Linked DNA regions of Homo sapiens: all the other regions are linked to region 1. Evidence: chromatin loops called from intact Hi-C (ENCODE). Cell type or tissue: heart right ventricle. All regions are shown on one strand.

What was found. Peaks named below come from ENCODE experiments on the same cell type or tissue, not always from the same donor. Only the 100,000 strongest peaks of a DNase experiment are listed, where the experiment ranks them.
Region 2: it touches region 1 in a loop (5-fold over the local background); 20 of 110 quality-filtered maps call a loop at or near these places.
Region 3: it touches region 1 in a loop (6-fold over the local background); 7 of 110 quality-filtered maps call a loop at or near these places.

The regions. Positions count from the first base shown.
Region 1 is chr1:170,009,473-170,011,972 of GRCh38, forward strand. All of the region lies in intron 10 of KIFAP3 (kinesin associated protein 3), which reads right to left. Among named protein-coding and RNA genes, the nearest start is that of KIFAP3, 64 kb to the right of the region's middle. In heart right ventricle, a CTCF peak has its summit at 1,148 (motif pointing right); a DNase peak (open chromatin) is centred at 1,166.
Region 2 is chr1:170,880,617-170,883,116 of GRCh38, forward strand. It overlaps LOC124904455 (a long non-coding RNA gene), which reads left to right and starts at 2,312. Exons shown (of 2, transcript XR_007066730.1): 1 at 2,312-2,500. In heart right ventricle, a CTCF peak has its summit at 1,499 (motif pointing left); no DNase peak of the experiment used is centred here; H3K4me3 peaks cover 664 bases.
Region 3 is chr1:170,536,467-170,538,966 of GRCh38, forward strand. The region is part of intron 1 of GORAB (golgin, RAB6 interacting); the gene reads left to right. Among named protein-coding and RNA genes, the nearest start is that of GORAB-AS1, 5.1 kb to the left of the region's middle. In heart right ventricle, no CTCF peak of the experiment used is centred here; no DNase peak of the experiment used is centred here; H3K27ac peaks cover 2,450 bases.

The DNA of each region.
Region 1 (2,500 bases):
TTTAACTTTTATCCAAGAATGAAGGCCCTTCCAAAGAACACATTTCAATTGCGTATTTTATGCTTGCTCTTGTGCTAAAACCATCCTCAAGCATATCAAACAATCCTCAGCTTATGAAATCTCTAAACCAAAGCAAATGAGAGGTGCAACAAAATATATGCATGATGCATCAGACAAAAAGCTAGGAAAATTTAACTTTTCAAGTTACTTTTGAAACACTATCAGTACATATTCTAGGGTACTGAAGAATACACTATGACAAGGAATTTCCTTGCCATCTTCCAACCCAGGATAGTCTGACGTAAGGAAGCACCCTTGAGACATATCAATGTCAAATGGCTTAATAAGTTTTGACAAGGAAAAAAATTTTTTTGAAGATCTGATTCTTGGATAAGCCAAAAAAATCTTTAAACACTTTTAAAAACGTAACACTATAAAAATCCCCAAAAAGACTGCATCTAACAATTAAGTAAAGCCAAGTTTTGTAAGTCCAATTCAATTTGCAGATAATCACATTTGCTGAAGCCAATGGCTATGATAGATCTCCCAGATGGTAGCATTAAGTTACCAGACATAAGAAACTATCTGTCAAAGTATAGGAATGATAGAACTGAAATGATTTATAACTGATACTGAACTAAGCAGAAATAAATTTAGTATCCTTATGAAATCTCAGGAAAATAACATTAAAAAATAAGAAACGAATAAATTTGGCAATATTTAAGAGAAGGAAAACAAAGGAATATTCATATATAAGGTTTTCCATGGAACCAATTAAAATTTTAGATTTTCTGCACTCTTAGGGAAAGATCAAAACTACTCAAACAATTTCAGCATGAGATAGAAAATTTAAAATAATTATTTATAATATTCTTTACAAATCCCTTTTTGTGTCTCTGGTGTTAATAGAAAAAGCTAAAATCAAAATTCTTAAATGAAATGCTTTATGTGACAAAACAATATTAAAATAATTTTTGGTTCTATTGAATTACAGTTTCCCTTAGAGCCTTCCATGGAAAAAGGGCTGAGCTATAACACAATTTCTCCTTTGCCTTTAATTATTCAAATCACAGAACCTTAATTTTATATATTTTTTTCAGTTTGTTTTCCAAGTAAACTTTGAGTGAAGTTATTCAGTCATTAACACCAATCTCACAACAGCAGGGGTCGCAATGTACTAGTTAAATGTTTCAGGAAACTGAGAAGCAGATTAACTGTTCATATTGCATAGATTTATTAGAGCATGAAAGATTCACAACTCATTGTACTCTAGTGAAAATAATCTATCATTAAATATAAAAAAGATTTTTCTGTTGTGGGGGTCCCCAAATTATAATAAAGAAAACCTGCTTAAAAGCTGATAGCATTTCTAGTTGAAACAGCATAAAAATCACTTATGCTAAGTTCTACCATGTGCATTAGCTCCACAGAGAGGCTTCTACACCTCTTAAAAAATAAGTAATTTCTATATATGAAATAGGTAATTCTTTAATTCAGTCAACTGTCAACTTGAACATATATCAAACAGTGAGTTTATTTCTGAAGAAAAAAGCAAACTGACCATTCATGTCTACTGCATACTTTTAAATTCTTTTCTCCACAGTGAAGAAAATGTACCCCAAATACTTTAAATATTTGATTTACAGAAGGTTTCTGCCATTGAATTTCTTTAAATTTTAATTCCATGTAAATCACTCCAGTTATTTGCCAAAAAATAATCTAAAATAATTTAGATTGTCTACTATTTAACACATTAAAAATCAACTAAAAATAAAACTTAAAAAAATCCATCAGAAACAGTGATATTTCTGAAGGTTTGAAGGAAAACAAGTCTAACCACCTCCTCTAGTTCACTATCTTTCATCAAACCAACCAGGAAGATCAAATCAATGAGTAGCTAATAACTAGCATAAAAAAGGGAATACAGTAAAATACAAAGTGTCCATTGCAAATAGAAAAGGTAAATACTGTTTTGTGAACATTTTTGTTTAATTACATATATTAAACAAATGTTTAAATATATATCAAATATAATATGTAATATATAGACATATATTGACATGTGAATATACATGTATATAAACATATACACATTACATACACATGTGAGGGTTGGGCTACACTGTAAAATACATATTTAAAATAATATACTTTTTAACCTTAGGAAAAATATATCTTACTACGGATTGAGGTAAAACAAGTGTGAAAGTCAGTGCTCTAAATAAATTTTTCTTGTCCTTTTCAAATTCATGTCCTTTATAACACAGTTTCCTTACTATATCTTTTGTATAAGCATTGTAGCCAAAGACCACATATGTTAAATGTATCACTGAATTACTCAATTGAGAAGTTTAGCTTACTGTGTTAGGAGTTAATGATTTAATTGTCTACACATGTAACATATATATTAACAAATGTAAAAATGACCATTCTAGTAATATCATGAAATCAATTATACACTAAATGCAATTTCTTTGAACACAGCAGAGAGATACAATTA
Region 2 (2,500 bases), 870 kb after region 1:
AATCAAAGCATGCCGAAATTTCTCTCTTACTTTTTTTGCTGTTCTTCCTCAACCCCACCTTCCTCAGGAATTTTTTTTTTAACTAAAACGTTCTGTGGTTGCTTTCAACCAAAGAAATGGTATAAATTATTGAAGTTTATATGTTTTTTGTTTGTCTTTTTATGAATAGAAAAATATTTGTTATTTTTTAATCAGTTGAGTGGGGGCTGTGTGTGTGTGTGTGTGTGTGTGTGTGTGCATGCACCTGTAATTTCTTACTTTAAATAAATGTTTTCCTATTTTAAAGGCTTTGTGGTACATTGATGAAACAAAATGGACAAACTTTCAGAGACGCTAATTAGTCATTTGGCAACTCTTCTCACAGCCGAAAATATAGTTTTTTTTCCAAAGAGGAAGCAATAAAGTATTATAAGTAAATATTTTTAAACTTCTACTAAAATGCTTGTTGAAATGTAACTGATGTATCTTATGGAAAAAATGCACACTTTTATGACACTTAGTAAATTACTAGAGTTCTGGAATTTCATTGTCTGATGTTAATCAATATATGTTTACACAAATCTCAGTTTATTTTTAAGGAATTGAGAGATAAATGCATTTATATTTTTTAGGAAAGGCAATTAAACCCTTATAAGAAAATAATGTAATGATAATGGTTAATACCTAGTTTAAAATGTTAGCATGAAAATTAATTAACCTAATGTGTACAAAGGACATAAACACTTGCTTGGCTTATGATGAATACTTAGTAAGTATCAGCTGTTATTATACCTGGAGTCACACTGTCTGGATTTAAATCTCAGTTCTGCCATGACTCGGCCTCAGGTCTTAAATTTCTCAATGATAAAATGAGGATAATTATAGTACCTACTCCATAGGATTGCAGTGAGAATCAAATAAAGCCTTGGAAGAGTGTCTAGCATACAGTACCTTCTCACTGACTATTAGCTTTCATTTTTAACCATGAGTGCCCCCAAATGAGAGCATGTTGCCTGGATTATTGGTAGTGGAGTAGATATATGTTTTATCTCAATTAGGGTAAAAATTTTGGAGAAGATAGGGTCTTATTTTTCTTCTGTAGCTCCTGATGTTTCTAGCCTTGTACAGTAAGTATGAAAGCCAGACTCTGCAACTGCCACTGTCTAAATGCATAAATGATTTAGTGAATTAATTTGTAAATTCAACTGGTATGAATTGGTCACTGACAGAAATAGAGAAAACAAACCATTCTTTCTCAACTCATCCAGAGAGATCAAAAAGGAAAAGTTAGATGTTTCTTACAGAACTAATGTTCCCAAATGACTCATTAGCCATATATGTCTTCTTAAAGCCAAAGGGCTTCTCAAAAGAATATTTGTACTTCTCCTATCTGCCCTCTTCTACGAAAAATAGATGGGATTAAAAAGAAAACAAAGACAACAAAAACCAAACCCAACGTTGACGGCTTAGCTGCAGTGTTCGTTCTAGAGCCATTTGTAAAACAGCAATGCCACCTGTTGGGTAGAATATGCAAGTCTGTTATGATTTTTGTGTATTGGAAAAATATTTGTTTATGCCTCCTCTAGGAGGCAAAGTATTGGGTTGCAGTATGAGAAGGAGAGAAAAATGAAAAAATCACTTGCAAAAAGTTTCCTAAGTAGTAAAGCAAATGAAAAGACATATTTCTAGTCATAGCATATGGACAAGTCTCTATTTTAAAACCTAACTTTTTTCCTCCCAAATCCTTCCAAGGATTACATGATCTATCCTGGCATTTGCTCTATTGTTCTTTCACACTCCTTTTATGGGGCTGCTGAAAGCAAAAATAGCAATCTGTAACACCTGTCACTTAACTAAAATGAGACATTACTTTTAATAAAGCAGATAATTGTTTTAACAACTTAGCAAAGATGGGGCCCTGTTTGTGGGGGCTGCAGCAGTTTTGTACTTCTTCTTGTCAGTACTACATAGTCATAAATCTCTGAAATGTAATAAAGAAAGAAAAATCAAAGATGATATTCTGATAGTGAGATGACATATGGATATTAGTCCCTGACCCGGAAAACATAAACAATTTTTGTTTAAGACAGAGTGTCCTCAGAGTTGGAAGTCTATCAGTATTGCTCAAGGTGGTACCCTGAGACTTACCAATGCCTCAGTCTAAAGATGAAACACTCAATGGTATTGCTTTTCCATTGCTAGCAAGCAAATGATGACGTTAAATTTGCTGGGCTTCAGACAGCAGAGAATATCTGGAATTGCTTGCTGGTCAAATATCTTGCTTGGCAGAGATATTTTCTCTAGGACTTCTTTGGATCAATTTCCTGACAATAAGGATCACCCTACTAGAGTAAAGAAAAAGATAGCTGGGCATTCAGAATATCAGATGCCAGTTAAGTGTATGTACAAAAACTACAATATAAGGAAATGTCCAATGTCATATGAGTGGCATGAGTGATTTGGGAATTTATAGGTCATAAAAATTCCAACTGAGATAAACAGGGAAGACTGGCAGGAGGAC
Region 3 (2,500 bases), 530 kb after region 1:
CAGTATCGTGTATTGAAGAGAAAGTGCATCCACAGGATCTTATACATTACTAGAGGGAGCACACTTTGGAAAGCATTTTCACATTTCTTCTAAAGTTATATTTTGTGACTCAGTAGTTCTTAGATAATATCCAAAGCAAATTCTTGTACATGTAAAATAAGAGACACATTATTGAAATTTACAAAAGCAAAAACCTGTAACCAACCTAAATGTCTATCAGTGGAAGAAGATCAATAGACTCTGGTTTATTCACACAATGAAATGTTATACAACAAAATGAATGACTGCTGAAACATAGACAATATGAATGACTATTGACAGTGTAATATTAAGTAAAACAGATGTACAGCACAAAACCCTTTTTATAAAGTCAAACAACTAAGTAAATACTTTTTAGAAATATTTGTAGATGCAATATGACTATTAGAGAAGGAAGAGAATAATCAACATATGATTCAAATGATAGTTTTCTGAGGTGGAGGGAGCAGGGCTTAAATAAAGGATATGGAGTATATATCACAAACTGGTAGCCCATTAGCTTAATTTAACCCAAAAATGTATGTGGCTTTTCAGCTTTGCCTCCTTTCTTTCCCCTTCTTTCTTTTTTCCCTCCTTTCTTCCTGCCTGCCTTCCTTTCTTTCCCTTCTTCCCTCCCTCCCTCTTTCATTCCTTTCTTTCTTCTTTGTCTCTCTTTCTTTTATCCAATCTTTACATTTCTTTTAGTTAATAATGGTGATAATCATTGTGTTATTTGCTAAGCCAGCTATACCTGTTGCCTTTGTTTGGGGGTAGGTCCATGTACTAGGTTAGCCATTGCATTGTGAGCAGAAGTGTTATGTCACTACTGGGTCAGCAGTTAATTGCTATAGCAAGACCTTCCTGACCTCTCTCTTCTCCTTGTGTTGTGGTGGCCAGCAACACTGAATACTGACTGTACAGTCAGCCTAGAGCCTTGAGAGACTAATCAGCAGAACCTCTCTGTTAGCCTTTAGTTGGCACTTGGCATTAATGAAAAATAAACCTTTGTGGTTTAAAACCACTAAGATTTGCCCCTACAGCGTAATCTAGATTTTCCTGATTGAAACAGTTCCCTACATTTAAAAATCAAGATATTTTACATAAAAGTCTAAATTGTAATCATAAAAATCAAAATATCTGGCTATGGTGACCTAAATTTTTTAATGATAGCAATTGACTAAAGGTGACTCGGAATTTGCCCCCTTTACACTAGACTTACGCTTCTCAGTTCACCACAGTCTCCTTGATATTTGCAGCCCCTAATACAGAGTGTGGGAAGCAATATGTTCTGTGTTTAAGTGGCCTGATTTGCTTATTGTTTATTGTTTAAAATTAGCATTTTCAGTCTTATAGGTAGGTTCTGTAAAAATGCAAAATAAAATAGAAGTTACTACCTGAATTTCAGAGGAACTATTAATAATTCAGCTAATGAGTTCAACAGGGAGATAAGCAGGCTAAGTGACATTTTTTGATGGTGTGAATAAAGATCAGAGCCAAGAATGTGTTCCTGTTGCAAGATACAGGATACTTTGTGTTTCTGGCTAAAGTCAACAATAACATTTGCTTTTGATAGTACTTCAGTCTTTTAAAAAATATTTTCTGTACATATCTCATTTAATTCTTACACCAACTTCATGCATTAAGTAGAGCAGGTTAATTTTCAACCAGCTTGATAGATGAGGAAACTAAGGTATTGAATAAATAATTGACTTACCTGAGGTCACTGAGCTGGGCAGAAGCAAAGCTGGAATTGTGACTCTAGAGCTTTTAACTATACTTTGGGAAATTCAAATAATAAGCTTGTTTTGCTTCAAAAGTCAATATGCCAAATTTGAAAGTCCCATTTGAGTTGTTCATTTACAAGAACTGATAACTTCACTTCCCAGGCATTTAAGAGAGAATGCTATTTATAGATCTTATGAAATATAGTATGAATGTGGGTCAGATTCTCCAATTGTCTGCCCTAAGATGTTAACACTGGCATGGACAGTCCAAAAAGTATAATAGAAGTGTTATTATTTATAACTTTAAAGATATTTCCCCCCAGTTGTTTTATCTTCTATTGCTTTACTGAGGCTACTATTAAAATCAGTTTGAATGCATTGATTAGAGCCTGACTAGGCTTCGGGGAGTACAACCTTGGATTGTTCTGTAGGATGAAAGACAACAATTTAAGGTTAACTAGCATTCCTAGAAATAAGAGACTTCACTCAATTACATGCCTGTTATAGCATCTGAATATGTATCACATATGTACCAAATTGCCCTAAAAGCTGTTAAAATTTAAGAGAGGGTAATCCCATTTGAAAATGCAACCACCATTTTGTTTCAGTAGAGCAGACAGAACCATAAATCAAATTTAAAACCAGATAATTCAGTCACCTCCCTGATTTGGTCAAAATTAGTTGCTTTCTTTTGACAACTATGAAATCAAGTTGAAAAAGAAACTTCACTTTGTGACCTAAGGCCTAACTCACTGATG